Regions from separate parts of the Homo sapiens genome. Here region 1 is linked to region 2. The links are chromatin loops, found by intact Hi-C in ENCODE. Cell type or tissue: mammary epithelial cell. All regions are shown on one strand. Each heading gives the region's core, and the rest is flanking DNA. Links, peaks and the distances in the headings are about the cores only. Region 1 has its middle 20 kb from the start of UBTD2. Region 2 overlaps SH3PXD2B (SH3 and PX domains 2B).

Region 1 (8,339 bases), core at 226-8,225, 59 kb before region 2:
GAGCCACCATGCCTGGCCTAATGATGGAAGATTTAAGGACTCAGGAATTACCAGGCAGCCATCCAGCCTCTTCGTGGGTCCAGGCTTCACATTGGATTTATACCCTCTTAAACACCAATCTTATTTCTTTAATTCAGGAAAGTACCAGAGTAAACAATCATTTGTGAGTTACAAAGATTAACCATTTGTGAATGGTTAAAGATCTGATTAAAGTTAATTACAATGTTAATACAATTCACAACAAAATTTGATTATTTCTCTTGCATGCAACATTTTAAAATAATAACTAAAATTATGAATGATAACATTCTACCAGGACTATTTGATTTCTATAAATATCATATAATTTCTAAAACACACATTAATAACACGTCCATACAAATATAATTCAAAGAAGGTTTACTATTACTTATCATTTGGCAATGCTTCCCATATAATTTAATATATTTAATAGGCTCAATTCATGTGATATCTCTCTTTTTATAAGGAAAGGTATCATTCTGAGATATTCCAAAGGCCCACCTGGAAAAATTCAAAGTTAATTCAAGGTCAAGAAAAAGACTTCATTTAGATTTTGATTTTGGGGGAGTTTGTCAAACATATCAAAGATTTAAAACATTTGATCAAAATAGGTTCACAGGTCACTGTGAACAATAGTCATTCATTTAACCAAAGTGACAATTAAAAGGCTTCAAAGGCAAATACAGAAAGTTACATAGCTGTAAAAAAAAAAAAAAAAACCTCAGCTCAAGTGTATAAAACATTTATACACTTAGCTTGGAGCTAAGGTTTTTTTTGACAACCATGTAACTTTCTGTATTTAGTCAACTTTCTGATCTCTCAGTTTTCTTAAGTGACCGAAAACCCAATAAAGACAACACAAGGCTGGTTGCAGTGACTCATGCCTGTAATCTCAACAGCCTGGGAAGCTGAAGTGGGAGGATCAGTTGAGGCCAGGAGTTCAAGACAAGCCTGGCGAGCATAGTGAGACCCATCTTTACAAAATAAAAAAGTAGCCAGGTGTGGCAGTGAGCACCTGTAGTTCTAACTACTTGGGAAGCTGAGGCATGGGGATGGCTTGAGCCCAGGAGTTCAAGGCTGCAATGAGCTATGATATGCCACTGTACTCCACCCTGGGCAACAGAGTGAGACCCTGTCTCTTAAAAAAAAAAAATTGAAGCACAGGAAAATTTCTTGGTAAGACACAGAATCTTTTTTTCCCCTAGGCCAATTACCTAAAAGGTAAAGAAAAATTGTTAACAATTTTCTGTTAAGATCAGAGGCCAATACTCTAAGAAAACCTTGTTGTTTTAACAGAGAAGGCCAAATTCTAGTTTTGCTATTAATGCTCAGTTTTTTAGGAAAAACATTCTAAATAATTCCCTACATCACACATAAAATTTATATCACAAGATTCATCTTCCACACACCTACAACCTTCTTATCCATTCAGGTTTTGCTCCTATACTTTTTCTCTTCTCATTTGGAACAACTAACCATTCTACTTCAGGAAAAAATTACTCTCTTTTATGCAGCCAAAAGACACATGAAAAAATGCTCATCATCACTGGCCATCAGAGAAATGCAAATCAAAACCACAATAAGATACCATCTCACACCAGTTAGAATGGCAATCATTAAAAAGTCAGGAAACAACAGGTGCTGGAGAGGATATGGAGAAATAGGAACACTTTTACACTGTTGGTGGGACTGTAAACTAGTTCAACCATTGTGGAAGTCAGTGTGGTGATTCCTCAGGGATCTAGAACTAGAAATACTATTTGACCCAGCCATCCCATTACTGGGTATATACCCAAAGGACTATAAATCATGCTGCTATAAAGACACATGCACACGTATGTTTATTGTGGCACTATTCACAGTAGCAAAGACTTGGAACCAACCCAAATGTCCAACAATGATAGACTGGATTAAGAAAATGTGGCACATAAACACCATGGAATACTATGCAGCCATAAAAAAATGATGAGTTCATGTCCTTTGTAGGGACATGGATGAAATTGGAAATCATCATTCTCAGTAAACTATCGCAGGGACAAAAAACCAAACACCGCATGTTCTCACTCATAGATGGGAATTGAACAATGAGAACACATGGACACAGGAAGGGGAACATCACACTCTCAGGCTGGTCTCAAATTCCTGACCTGAAGTGATCTGCCCTCCTCAGACTCGCAAAACGCTGGGATTACAGGTGTGAGCCACCGCGCCTGGCCTCTTTTTTTTTTTTTTTTTTTTTTTTTGAGACATAGTCTCATTCTGTCGCCCAGGTTAGAGTGTAGTGGTGCGATCTCTAGGAACCTCTGCCTCCTGGGTTCAGGTTCAAGTGATTTTCATGCCTCAGCCTCCCAAGTAGCTGGGATTACAGTGCATGCCACCATGCCCTGCTTAATTCTCATATTTTTAGTAGAGATGGGGTTTTGTCATTTTGGCCAGGTTGGTCTCAAACTCCTGTCCTTAAGTGATCCAGCCGCCTCAGCCTCCCAAAGTGCTGGGATTACAGGCATGAGCCACAGCACCCGCACATAATATATTTTATAGTAAACTGGTATATGTAAATAAAGCTTATCGCTGAGTTCTGTGAGCTGTTCCAGCAAATTATCAAACCTGAGGAGAGGGGTTGTGGGAACTCCAATTTTATTTTATTTTTTTTGAGACAGAGTCTTGCTCTGTGGCCCAGGCTGGAGTGCAGTGGTGTGATCTCGGCTCACTGCAACCTCCGCCTCCTGGGTTCAAGTGATTCCCATGCCTCAGCCTCCCACACAGCTGGGATTACAAGCGTGCACCACTACACCCGCTAATTTTTGCATTTTTAGTAGAGCTGGGGTTTCGCCACGTTTGCCAGGCTGATCTCAAACTTCTGCCCTCAAGGGATCAGCCTGCCTCAGCCTCCCAAAGAGCTGGGATCACAGATGTGAGCCATCACACTCTGCCAATGGAGGTTTACTTTGGATCCCACTTCCGATGCCAATCTGTTAAAAGAAAAACTTCAAAGTAAATTTAGCAGAGTTTATTTGAGCAAAAAACAATTCACAAATGAGGCAATCCTCAAAACCAAAACAGGTTCAGAGAGCTCTAGCCTGCAATATGGTCAGGCAGCGTTTATGGACAGAAAATGGAGGTACAGAGACAGCTCTATTGATTACAGCTGGGCATTTGCCTTATTTGAACATGGTCTCCTCAGCTGGGGGCTGCGACTGACTGAAGCTGGGCTGCTATGATTGGCTGAGACTCAGATATTAGCTCCAAAAGTATACTCCTAAGTTAGGCTTTTAGTTAATTTATGTACTAAGTTAGGTTGCAGTTTGTTCCATAAGGACTCAAGTATGGAGGCATCCTTAGGCCAAATTTAGTTTAACAGATGTATAAAACACCCATGTCAATAAAAATTAAACAATGAGTTGGGTTTAAATTAATTACATTTCCAATTCAAGTTATAAAAAACAAAAGAAAACACAAGGAAGAAAAGAATAAAGACAAAACTAAAAAGCAATAAAGCCAAGAACTGAAAAACAGCAGATCAAAATAAAACAAAATACGGATTCTTTGAATAAAGTCAGAAAATAGTCAAGCCATGATCTAATTTAATTAAAAAATACGTGGGGAGGAGTAAGCACAAATATGCAGAATAAGAAATGGCAAGGGAAAGAGACTATTACTACAGAGGAAGCCAGACAGTCATAAAAGACTCCTGTGCACACATACCTCTTAGCCCATTTAGGCTGCTATAACAAAATACCGTAAACTGGGTAGCTTACAAACAACAGAATTTATTTCACACAGTTCTGAAGGCTGGGAGCCTAAGATCAAGGCAAGCAGATTTGGTATCTGGTGAAAGACCTGTTTTCTGATTCATAGATGGTGGCTTCTACCTGTGCCCTCACATGGTGGAAGAGGTGACAGAGCTCCTTTGAGCTGACTTTCTAAGGGCACTAATCCCTGTGAATATTGTCAGAATCAAAATGAGTCACTTGTGTTAAAAAAAAAAAAAAATCCCGAAATGCAGAGCCGGGAAGGCCATGAAGGCCTGACAACAAAAGCTATCACAAAAGACTGCAAAACCCATGACCGTGCACAAAGGCACAACCTTACACAAAATAATTCTTCTGCGAGGACATCTGCCCAGCAACTGCCTGTCCAAACTTGGACTGACGCCACCCTTGTTATTGATCCTTTTAGCCAAAGATAATTATCTCAAAAGAATTATGTAATCCCTCTCATTTTTTCTTTAAAAACTTTTGTCTTCCTTTACCTCCCTCAATATGCATGTAGTTTACTATTGTGGGTATATTCCCATTGCAACACCCATTTCCAAATATGATTTAGAGAGTCTCCCTCTCTGTTTGTTATTTAGGATGACATAACATTCATGGGGCTCCACCCTCATGACTTAATCATTTCCCAAGCTCCACTTCTTAATACCATCACCTCAGGGGTTAGAATTTCAACATAAGAATTTGGGGAGGGACACAAATATTCAGACCATACCACACACCTCTATGCAAAGAAATTTGAAAACCTAATGAAATGGATAATATCTCAGTAAAATATAGTTGAACAAAATCGACCTCACTGAAAAGTTAAATCAATTTCAAGGAATAAATATGGCATGCTATCAAGGAACTAACTCACATCAGCACCAAGCTCAGATGGTTTCACAAGAGGATTTTATAAAAATGGTTAACAAATAAATAGGGCTATTACTACATAAATTATTCCAGAGAAGAGAAAATGAAGGTGATTTTTTTTTGTATCCTTGACCAAATGAAGGGAAATTTCTAAATTCTATGAAGCAGGTTGACATTGATATCCTAAGCTGATAAAGAGAGCAGACACAGTATCATTTTTTAAAATGCTAAATATTGGCTGGGTGCAGTGGCTCATGCCTGTAATCCCAATACGTTGGGAGGCCGAGGTGGGTGGATCACCTGAGGTCAGGAATTTGAGGCCAGCCTGACCAACATGGTGAAACTCCACCTCTACTAAAAATACAAAATTAGCCAGACATGGCAGGGCATGCCTGTAATCCCAGCTACTTGGGAGGCTGAGGGAGGAGAATCCCTTGAACCCGGAAGGCAGAGTTTGCAGTGAGCTGAGGTTGTGCCATTGCATTCCAGCCTGGGCAACAAGAGAAAAACTCTGTCTCAAAAAAAAAAAAAAAAAAAAAAAAAGCTAAATATCACCTCCTTTGAGAATAAAAATAAATAATGTTAAATAAAATGTTAGCAAACAGATTCAAATACCACATTAAGAAAATGATAAACCATGACCAAGTGGAGTTAATAATGAAAATGTGAGATGAGTCCAATATTGCAAAATCTTTTTTTTTTTTTTTTCCCAGAGTTTTGCTGTTGTTGCCCAGGCTGGAGTGCAATGGCACAATCTCAGCTCACCGCAACCTCCGCTTTCTGGGTTCAAGTGATTCTCCTTCCTCAGTATGAGCCACCACCCTGGCTAATTTTGTATTTTTAGTAGAGATGGGGTTTCTCCATGTTGGTCATGCTGGTCTTGAACTCCTGACCTCAGGTGATCTGCCCGCCTCAGCCTCCCAAAGTGCTGGGATTACAGGCATGAGCCACCATGCCCAGCAGCAAAATCTTTTAATATAATTAAACATATTTGTAGATCTAAGAAGAAAAATCATATGATCATTCCCATATGTACTTAAAAAGCTTTGACAAAACTGGCCAGGTGCGTTGGCTCACACCTGTAATCCCAGCACTTTGGGAGGCTGAGGCTAGCAGATCACTTGAGGCTAGGAGTTCAAGACCAGCCTGGCCAACATGGTGAAATCCCATCTCTGCTAAAATTACAAAAATTAGCCAGGCATGGTGGCATGAGCCTGTAATCCTAGCTACTTGGGAGACTGAGGCAGGAGAAGTGCTTGAGCCTGGGAGGCAGAGGTTGCAGTGAGCCAAGATCGAGCCACTGCACGACAGCCTGGGTGACAAGATCAAAACTCCATCTCAAAAAAAAAAAAAAAAAAGAAGAAAATGTTTTGAGAATCTGTCTCAAAACAAACAAACAAAAAACAAACAAACAAAAAAAGCTTTGACAAAACCAAGCATCCATTGTGAAAAAGTAACAAACAAAAACCAAACAACAAAAAACTCTTGAAAAACACACTAAAAACATATATACGTTAGTCCTAAAGCCAGTATCTTACTTAAGGGAAAACACTAAAGATCAGGAGTAAGACAAGGAAACTCATTAGTTTCACTACTATTTAACATTGTCCTGGAGGTATAAGCCAATGCAATTAGACAAGAAAAGTCAAGTTAGGCATAAGAATTGGAAAAAATATATAGTAAGTATCTCTGTATGCCAAAGGTATGATAGCATACCTGGTGAATCCCAGAGATTCGTTGATAATGTTCAAACAGTAATAGCATTCTGCAGGTATAGTATATAAAATTAATATATAAAATTTAATAGCTTTCATCCAAACAATAATTAGAGCATAATCTTGCAGGAAAAATCATTTACAATGATGACAAGGAAGATAAAACATTTAGGAATAATGTTAACAAGAAATGCACAACATGTGTATGGGAAAACTTTGAAACATAAGAAGTAGACTTGAAGCTGGTGCATGCCTCTAGTCCCAGCTACTTGGGAGGCTGAGGTGGGAGGATTGCTTGAGCCCAGGGTTTTGAGTCTAGCCTCTTGGGAAAAAAAAAAGCAGACTAGAATGAATGGTAAAACGTTCCTTGCTCTTTGATAGAGTGATTCAACTTACTCCCCAAATTCATTTATGATATTAAACTGGGCCCCATAAAAATACCAAAAAATTTTGTTTTAATGATATGGACAAGTTGATATTAACTTCAGGTGGAAAATATGGATTTTTTTTTTTTTTTTGGAGATGGAGTTTCACTCTTGTTGCCCAGGTTGGAGTGCAATGGCACCATCTTGGCTCACTGCAACCTCTGCCTCCCAGGGTCAAGTGATTCTCCTCTCTCAGTCTCCTAAGTAGCTGGAATTACAGGCGCCTGCCACCACACTCGGCTAATTTTTGTATTTTTAGTAGAGACAGGGTTTCATCATATTGGTTAGGCTGGTGTCGAACTCCTGACCTCAGGTGATCCACCCGTTTTGGCTTCCCAAAGTGCTGGGATTACAGGCGTGAGCCACTGCTCCTGGCCTGGAATTTTTAATAAGTAGTATTGGGGCAACTGAAAAACCATTTGGAAAAGATAATAAAATTAGATTCATTCCTAATCCCACACACAAGAATAAACTCAAAATAGATCAGAGTTTTAAACATAAAATATGAAACTGTATGTCTAGACAAGAACTAGATGAAAATATGGGTAAATTCTATAACTTAGATGCAGGGAAAGTCTTTTAAATTGCGTCTCAAAATCCAGATACAATACAAGAAAAATAGATTCATTTAACTGTATAAAAATAAAACGTTTTGCATGACAAAAACACCCAAGCAAAGTCAAAAGATGAATAACCAACAAGGAGAAAATATTTGCAGTTTGCATCACAGTTTTAAAAAGTCAAAATATATGAAGAAAAAAAGATCAAAAAACATCCTGTGGAAAATTTGACAAAAGGCATGACTAGACAACTCACACACACAAAAGTTATCCAATGGCCCTTAAACATACATAAATATGTTCAACAACTCATAATAAAAGAAATAAAAATTAAAACTACACTGAGTATTGAATGTCGTAAGTAAATGCTTTTATTTATCAATTGATTTCCCACAAAGGTGCCAAGGCAATTCAATGGGAAAAAAATAGTCTTTCAACAAATAGTACTAGGACAACTGGATATCCACATGAAAAAGAATGAAATTGGACTCTTGCTTCACATCCTGTAACAAAATTAACTCAAAATGAATCAAAGACCTAAATATAAGAGCTAAAACTATAAAAATTTTAGGAGAAAACCTTGAAAACATTATGCTAAGTGATAGAAGTCAGTTGAAAAAGGCCACTTAGTGTCTGATTGCATTTATATGAAATGTCCATAATTGGCAAATCTATGCAGACAGAAAGTAGGGCTGGGTGCGGTGGCTAACACCTATAATCCCAGCACTTTGGGAGGCTGAGGTAGGTGGATCCCTTGAGGTCAAGAGTTTTAGACCAGCCTGATCAGCATGGTGAAACCCTGTGTCTACTAAAAATTCAAACATTAGCCAGGTATGGTGGCATATGCCTGTAATCCCAGCTACTTGGGAGTCTGAGTCAGGAGAATCCTTGGGCCTGGGGGGAGGCAGGGGTTGCAGTGAGCTGAGATGGTGCCATTGAACTCTAGCCTGGGCAACAAAGTGAAACTCCATCTCAAACAAACAAACAAAC
Region 2 (8,339 bases), core at 69-8,068:
TTGTTTCCATTTTTAGATGAGAGGCTGAGGCTTAGAGAGGTTAAATTACTGGCCCAAGGCCACTCAACCAGGAAGTGGTACAGCTGAGATTAAAATTCAGGTGTGTCTGATTCCTAAGCCCCTGCTGATGAGTGAAGTGAACTCACTAACTGCCCTAGTTTTAGGAATGTTTCTAGCGGGGAAAGGGAGTTGGCTGGGACTTAGCATTTCTGGCATGGCAGGAGTCACCATTCAGGACATGCATAGGGAAGGTTCTCTGGGAAACAACGGAAGTGTGTCTGTGGGTGAGTGGAGGGGGACCCCTGGTCAGGACCACTTAAACCCACAGAGAAGGCAGAGGTTTTTAAACAGATGGGGTCAAATGTCTTGCAAATGAGCTGAAGCAGTTCCAGCACCTTGGCCGCCAGAATAATTCGAGGGAGGAATAGTGAACTGTTTTTGGCGATCAGGCTGGGGCCCTCCTGGGGTCCCATGAAAGGGTTAGGGCTCGAGCTCTGGCCAGGCTCACATAGGTTGCTACCAAAGGCCCCTAAGAGAGGGCGGGCTTGCCCCTCAGCTCTAATACCATGGCCTGGTTTCTGGTTCACAGGCCATGGAGCCTCAGCCAGTGAGCTGCTGAGACGCAGAGGCAGAGGCCAAAAGAAGAGATTGGATGAAAAGGCAACCCAGTATAGGCGATGACTGCACAGGTCCTCCCCAGTGAGCAGAGGCTCGAGCTCCTCCCTACCTTCTTCAGGCTGCAGAGAAAACTCATCCTGCACCCCATCCTGGCCTTCGAGGCACGTTGCAGGGACCCAGCCTTGCTCCTCGGCAGTGCTGACGAACCACCAACCTGGGGAAGCAAGAGTGCAGAATGATGTTAGTTGCATCAAGCATGAGGCCGGGGGTCAGAACATAATAATCTATTCAGCCACTGTACCAGTGAATGCACAGGGTAAGGCTAAAGTTACCATTTTATTGGTAGAACACAACTACCAATGTTACCTGCTAACTGCTAAAAGCAGGTCCAGAAACTTGCTCCTGAGCCTGGGACAGGGAAGAGTAAAGTCATCCTAAATGACAACAATAAAGAGGCAGGGCACGGTGGCTCATGCCTGTAATCCCAGCACTTTGGATGGATTGCTTGAGTTCAGGAGTTCAAGACCAGCTTGGACAACATGACAAAACCCTGTCTGTACGAAAAATTTAAAAATTAGCCAGGCATGGTGGTGCATGCTTGTAGTCCCAGCTACTCGGGAGGCTGAGTTGGGAGGATCACCTGAGCCCAGGAGGTCAAGGCTGCAGTGAGCTATGATTGTGCCACTGCACTCCAGCCCGGGCGACAGAGTGAGACCCCCATCTCAAAAAAAAAAAAAAAAAAAAGTATAAAGAACGTTCACCTTCACTAAGATGTGTGATGCACCCATCATTTCACTTGCATTAAATACAATCTTCACATTATCATCCCAACTGCACACATGAGGAAACTGAGGCTCAAAGAGGCAAACCGACTTGTCCAAGTTCACGTGGCTGCGGTAGAGCTGTGACGTGTGCACGGGGCTGTTTGACTGTAAAGGCCTAGATGCAGATTTAGCATCTGCTTCAGAGGCCTCTCACCCCGGCTCAGACATTCCCCAATGAGAAAGGCCTGCATGGGGCCTGTGGGAGGGAGAATAATGACCCCCTCCCCACAAAGATGTCTGTGTTCGAATCCCTCAAACCTGTAAATATATGAAGTTACGTGGCACTAGGGAATTAAGGTTGCTAATCTGCTGACCTTAAAATAGGGAGTTTATCCCAGATTCTCTGGGTGGGCCTAATGTAATCCCAGGGGTCCTTAATATGCAAGAAGGAGGCAGAAGTCATGGGGAGATGTGGCTGTTGAGGAAAGACACAGAGAGGTGCAACATTGCTGGCGCTGAAGAAGGAAGAAAGGGCCATGAGCCAAGGCGGCTTCCAGGATCTGGAAAAGGCAAGGAAACAGATCCTATTCGGAACCTAAAGAAAGCAATGGGGCCCTGTCGATCCCTTGATTTTAGGCCAGTGAGACCATGCTGAACTTCTGACCCACAGACTATTAGATAATAAATATGTGCTGTCGGCCGGGCGTGGTGGCTCATGCATGGTGGGTCTACGATTTTCTAAATATTTGTATTTGTAAATATTTGTATGAAGATAAGGAAACTGTCATAACACAATGATAGCAATGGCAACAGTGATGTGTCAGATACTGTCCCAAGTGCTGCACGTCCACTCCTAGCTTGCTAGATCCTCACCACAGCCTTATGAGGTGTGTATTATTATTGCTGCCATTTTACAGATGGGGAAGCCGAGGCTCAGCAACTCTCTCAAAGTCACAAAGATAGAAAGCAGCAGTGCCAGGATTCAAACCAAGGCGGTCTCTGAGCTCTTAACCATTTTCACTAATGCCTCACACACTGCTGGAGGGAGGATAAATCAAAACAGCCACTGTTTTGGAAGCAGACAAGTTGGTGGTATCTTAAAATTTAAAATATGTGTGTCCTGGCTAGGTACAGTGGCTCACGCCTGCAATCCCAGCAGTTTGGGAGGCTGAGGCGAGTGGATCACCTGAGGTCAGTAGTTCGAGACCAGCCTGACCAATATGGTGAAACCCTGTCTCTACTAAAAATACAAAACTTGACCAGGCATGGTGGCATGTGCCTGTAGTCCCAGCTGCTTGGGAGGCTGAGACAGGAGAATCACTTGAACCCGGGAGGTGGAGGCTGCAGTGAGCCAAGATCGTGCCACTGCATGCCAGCCGGGGCAACAGAGTGAGTCTCCGTCTCCAAAAAAACTAAATAAGTAAAAAAAGATATGTGTATCTTAGGGTCCAGCTGTTTCACTTGTTGGAATCTAACCTAAAGAAACACTGACGTGCACACAGACATGTTCACACTGGAGTACGAATATGAATATATGAACATGGCTCACTCGGGCACTGAATACTACGCAGATGTGAAAAAGTATCAGAGGAGCTAGATAGTAACTAAAAAAAGTTGCAGATCAAAATGTATACAATGACACCATTGGGTTTTTAAAAAACCCACAAAAATACATATATATACATACAAAATATGATGTGTTTGTATATGTACAAGTATATATGTATGAATGAGTACCTGTGTATGTGTGAGTGTATATGTTCACACGTACACACACGCACACATACACACATGTGTATATAACATTTTCAAGAAAGATTCATACCTAATGGATAGAAGGGCTATCTAGGGTTCAGAAAGGGGGTTAGGGTTGAAGCTGGTAGAAAAAATAGATTTTAGTTTCATCATTAATCTTCTAAGAATAATGTATCCACGTATTACTTGGATAAGTACAATATAATTAAAAATAAATGTCATCAGTGTGTTGGCTACTTGAAGATGTACCCACTCACCCTCTCCCTTCTTCTTGCTGCCCTCTGGACATACCAACACTCTTCCTGGCCCCCACACTTCTTCCCAGTCACCCAAGCTTCCTGACTTCCTGCAAGCTGGGGGCCCAGGGCAGTGGGTGCTCCTGTCTTTACGTCCCCATGGTTGTGTCCTAGCCACATCATACAATCTGCACACACTCATTCTCAGGAACTGGAAAGTCACATGGCCTTAGGGGCTGCTGGAGTTGGTTTCGAATTCTGGCTCTGCAGGCTGTTGTGAGATGTGGGGTGAGTGACTGAGTTATTTGGAGTCATGGTTGCATCAGCTGTGAAGCAGGGATGGCAACTCCTATGTTGAGTAACCAAGGAAGTTTGGCTGGCTGGCGCTGGTCTCGTGACTAATGCCACCACCATCCAGATGATGTTAGAAACATCATCTTTCTCCTCTTCTTTGGACCTCAACTCGCCATTGGGCTGTCACAGAGACTGACCCACTAATGATAGGATTAGCTAACGTCACATGTTAGCCACAACAAACCCAGTCGTTTCCACTGCATTTTCCCAGGGAGGATCTGCTTATTTCCTGCTCTTTGCCTTCAATGGGGTGCAATGGCTGCTTTGTAGCTAAGGAAGGCAAACGGGAAGGAAACCCACATTTTTTTGAGCATCTACTGTGTGCTAAGCACAAGTTTAAGCACTCTTTGTATCTTATCTCACTTAATCTTTACAATCACTCTTAAGAGCAGAAGTTTTTATTTTGTAGATAAGAAAACGAACAGTCAGAGAATGAAGGCACTGAACCACTGTGAAATGTGGAATTCTGATGGAAATCCAGGTTAAGTGTCTCAGTCATACCACATTCTGTCCCAGACCCAGCCAGTGTTCATGACCAGTGGTCCCTGTGATGGGCAGGTAGGCTAAGGAGACAGGGAATGCGCCTGTCCCATTAGAGCCCAGAGCAATGGAGCCTTCTCGGAGACTCCCATGGGTAAGCAAAGGCAAATCAACAGAGCACATTTCCAGTGAATGCTGGACTTTGTCTGCCAGTGCTTTAGAACCAGAAGGAATGTTTATAAAATGTCAACGTCAGAACAAATCGGTACCATCTGAGCCAAAAGGATAATGGTGAGTGGTGGCCAGGTGGGATATTCAAGCACAGTGATCAAACAGGGGCCTCTTTCTAGGAGACCCTCAGCAGGATCTATGGGAACTGGCCAGTCTGGACTGGCCATTTCAGTTTCTGAGTTTCCAAATGTTTCATGTCCCAGGGGCTTGGTGGCAGGGTAGTGGGAGAGGGAGATGGTCTAGGTCCCCACCTGACTCATTCTTCTCGATGATGTCCACCACCTGCCCCACGCTGAGGCTGATCTCCGAACTCTCCTGCTTCTGGTAGTTGGCTACCACCACATACTGCTCCAGGACCATGGGGTCCACTGAGGTTTGGTCACCCCCTGTGGATAGGAAACAGACATGACATCTGGCCACCACTCATGCATGAAAGAGCAGGAGTCAGAGCAGTAGGGCGGGTCAAGAGGACGTTCCAAATAAAAAAGCAGCAGTTACAGGACTCATCTCAAGGGTGACTTCATCCATTCATTGTTCTATTCATGTGCTTACTCAACCACCAAAATTGACCAAGTGCTATTTGCAGGCACTGGGGGTTCAGAGTTGATTAAGATATGGTACCTGCTCTGAAGATGTTGACAGCCTAGAGGGAAAGCTCATTCATTCATACTTAGCCATCCCTCCATCCATCTGTCCATCCATCCATCCATCCATCCTCCATTATCCATCCATCCAAACATTCATCTATCTGCCGTCCATTCAACCATCTATCCACTCATGATATATCAAATTAAACACCATCATCCATCAACCATCTCATCACCCATCCAAAATCACTCGCCTATTAATCTATGAAATCACCAGTGATGTTCCAGATACTCTAAAGAGTACAACGGTGAATAAAACAGCTGTGACTCCCAGCCTCAAGTAACTCAATCTAGTCACAGAGAGAGACATGTACATAAGTATATATAATTAATAAGATATAGAATTATGTAAGCGTTAGTTTATGAAAAATTGATGGAAACAACCAGGATGCTGGGACAGAGAATGAAGGGGAAAGACAATGCTACATTTAACGGGGTGGCTGGCAAGACCTCCCTAAGGAGGTGACATAACGCAGGGACCCGAGAGAGGAGGAGGGGTCATGAAGAGAATGGGGGAAGAGCAGCGTAGGCACACTCTGAGATGGGAAAGGACTTGGGGTCTTCGGGACTGGAAGGAGGCTAGGTGAGGAAGTGCATGGAAAGAGTGGTTCTGAGTGAGGTCCCCGAGGCAAGCATGGGTCAGATCAGGCAGGGCCTTTGGGGCTAAGTAAAGAAGTTGGGTTGCTTTTAACCTTGAAGTAGAAAGTCAATTAAGGGCTTTGAGAAAGGAATGACAAGAGTTACATCTTTAAAAAGATAATTCTGGCTGCCATGTGGAGAATGGATCAGAGGTTGGCAAGAAAGAAAGCAGGAGACTAGCTGGTAGACATGAAGATGTCAAGGAAGAGGCGAAGGTGGCCTGAACCAGGGCAGTGGCAGTAGGAGGGAACGAAGTAGAGAGGTGCTCCAGGGAGGCTGTGCCATGGGATTCAGGGTGGACAGCTTCCTGGGAGTCGTGTGGCCCTGGTTAAGCGCTAAGACATATCTGACAAATAAATGAAAAGATAATGCAGAATACAGGTGATTTAAATAGCAAGGACATCTGAGTTCAGAGACCCCAGAGAGAAGCGGGCAGCTGGGTGACTTTTAGAGCAGCAGGCTAAATGTGGGGGAAGGGCAGCCAGACATTTGCGGTCACAGGAGGGCCCTGGTATTCTAAAAGTCCTGATTCAAAATAGTCTTTCCTATTGTTCCTATAAATCATTAAAATATCCAGGAAACCCCACATTTTTGTGTCAAAATACACCCAATTGGCCAGGCGTGGTGGCTCATGTCTGTAATCCCAGCGCTTTGGGAAGCCAAGGAGGGTGGATCACCTGAGGTCAGGAGTTCAAGACCAGCCTGGCCAACATAGCGAAACCCCGTCTCTACTAAAAATACAAAAAGGAGCTGGGCATGCTGGCACGCGCCTGTAGTCCCAGCTACTCAGGAGGCTGAGCCATGAGAATCGCTTGAACCCGGGAGGCAGAGGTTGCAGTGACCTGAGATCGCACCACTGCACTCCAGCCTGGGTGACAGAACAAAACTCCGTCCTCCGCTCCCCGCCCAAAAAAACCAAAAAAACCAAACAAAACCAAAACCACCCAATTGTGGAGCAGTGTGGGACAGCCAGCGCACAGAGCTGACTTTGTGCATCTCTCCCCACTCTGTTGGGTGGTGTCTTGTTGGTAGCTCGAAATTGGCCATGGTGGGAGTATTTACACCACAGAAATTGGCAAATGCTACAAAGCAGGGCTTCTCCACTGGAGAGCTGGTAGTTAAGCATCCACGAGCACACCACTGCACTCCAGCCTCTGCAACCAGAAGCAGCACAGAAGCCCCTTGTTAGAACCATGAGGTCTGGATTTTTGATGTGAAAAAGCAGAATAGGGCATTGTAGCTGGGTGAAGGGTACTGCTTCTTGGCTCTGTGCCCATGCTCTGGCCACTCCCCCTCCCTGCCTGAGGGTAACAGGGAAATGGGAGGGCCTTTGGGCTGGGGACAACCCTGCTGCTTGCACTCTGCATAGAGAAAGCATGAGGAGAACAGAGGAAGAGAGAGCAGGAAAGAAACAGAAGATGCAGGCTGATGGTTCAGAAGATCGGGCAGGAAGCAGCCTCAATGAGGGTCTATCACAGCCTACAGACAGCACAGAAACCATCCCAACACAGCTGCCCTGCAAGCTGGGTACTGCCACCCCCATTTTGTGGGCAGGAACACAGAGGCTCAGAGATGTTAAGTGACTTTCTCTGGATCACACAGCTGGCTATGGACAAAGCTGGACTCTGTCCACTTGACTCCAGGCTCTTCTGGGTGTTGGGGCACGACAGTGAGAAAAGATAAGATGACGGAGGAAGAAGGGTGGTCTGAGGCCTGCGGGCTCTCCTTCCCCGAGGGCCTGGTCAGGCTCAGTCTGACATCTCTGGGTGTCTCAAGGCTTGTCTGCTATTTCCAGCCCTCTCCTCATCCTCCACTTCCCCCGAGGTCAGGTGGCAGGGCCGACTTTTTCTAGACTCAAGATGACAGTTCCCCCAAGCCAGCCCAGCCACGTGAGCAGTGGCCTGAGAGTGGGCTGCTTCACGTCCCCTTCCTGCTGGCCCCATTAACAATGAGCTTCTTGAGGGCAGTGGCCTTGACTGCCTCTGAACCACCTGGCACTTACTAGCTCTTTGAAGGTGCTGTCCAGTGAATGAATGAATGTAGGATGCTGGCTTTTGAAGATTCTTGACTACCTGTGTCCTGGTCACTAGACTCACTCTTCTCTGAATCCAATCCAGCATCTACCCCAGGATACAGCCTGCCCGAGGGCTCAAAACCCCAGGATTGCAGTTTCCCTTCTGTCTGGGCCCTCAGGTGAGCTGGACCAGGTAAGTGTGTTTCCCTGTGCCTCAGCTTGACAGAAAGAACTGGAAAGGAAAGAGAAAAAGCACCCACTTCACAGCCAGGTTGGTGCCTGCACCTGCTGCCCAGGTTAATGCTCAAAGAGACATGCCCACGTCTTCCAGGCAGGCAGTCGTTGGCTGGTGTGGGGTCAGGGAGTGGCTGTGAGGATTTCCTCACAGAGCCGCAGGTTTCACACAGATTTTCTGTGCAGTGCTCCATCACCTGGCTTCACCATGTCCTCATGGAGCCACACCCTCTGCCCCAGGGTCTGAGAGGGGCTTCCCTGGGGCCAGGGGAGGGGAGGGGAGGCAGATCCTGTAACTGGTCTCTGTCCTGCCCCTCCAGTCTGCCCTCCATACAGCAGCCAGAATGCTTGCTCAAAAATGCTACTC

The links. A loop is a pair of places that touch in the nucleus more often than their neighbours do. Peaks named below come from ENCODE experiments on the same cell type or tissue, not always from the same donor. Only the 100,000 strongest peaks of a DNase experiment are listed, where the experiment ranks them.
Region 1: a loop joins it to region 2, with 3.0 times the contacts of the local background. A loop is called at or near these places in 4 of 110 quality-filtered maps.

What each region holds. Positions count from the first base shown.
Region 1 is chr5:172,299,328-172,307,666 of GRCh38, forward strand. No RefSeq gene overlaps it. Among named protein-coding and RNA genes, the nearest start is that of UBTD2, 20 kb to the left of the region's middle. In mammary epithelial cell, for the core only: no CTCF peak of the experiment used is centred there; DNase peaks (open chromatin) are centred at 914, 4,404 and 4,824; H3K27ac peaks cover 600 bases.
Region 2 is chr5:172,358,046-172,366,384 of GRCh38, forward strand. It overlaps SH3PXD2B (SH3 and PX domains 2B), which reads right to left. Exons shown (of 13, transcript NM_001017995.3): 7 at 4,690-4,824; 8 at 728-832. Among named protein-coding and RNA genes, the nearest start is that of UBTD2, 78 kb to the left of the region's middle. RefSeq lists enhancers at 3,369-4,568, 3,555-3,784. In mammary epithelial cell, for the core only: no CTCF peak of the experiment used is centred there; a DNase peak (open chromatin) is centred at 3,696; H3K27ac peaks cover 1,722 bases.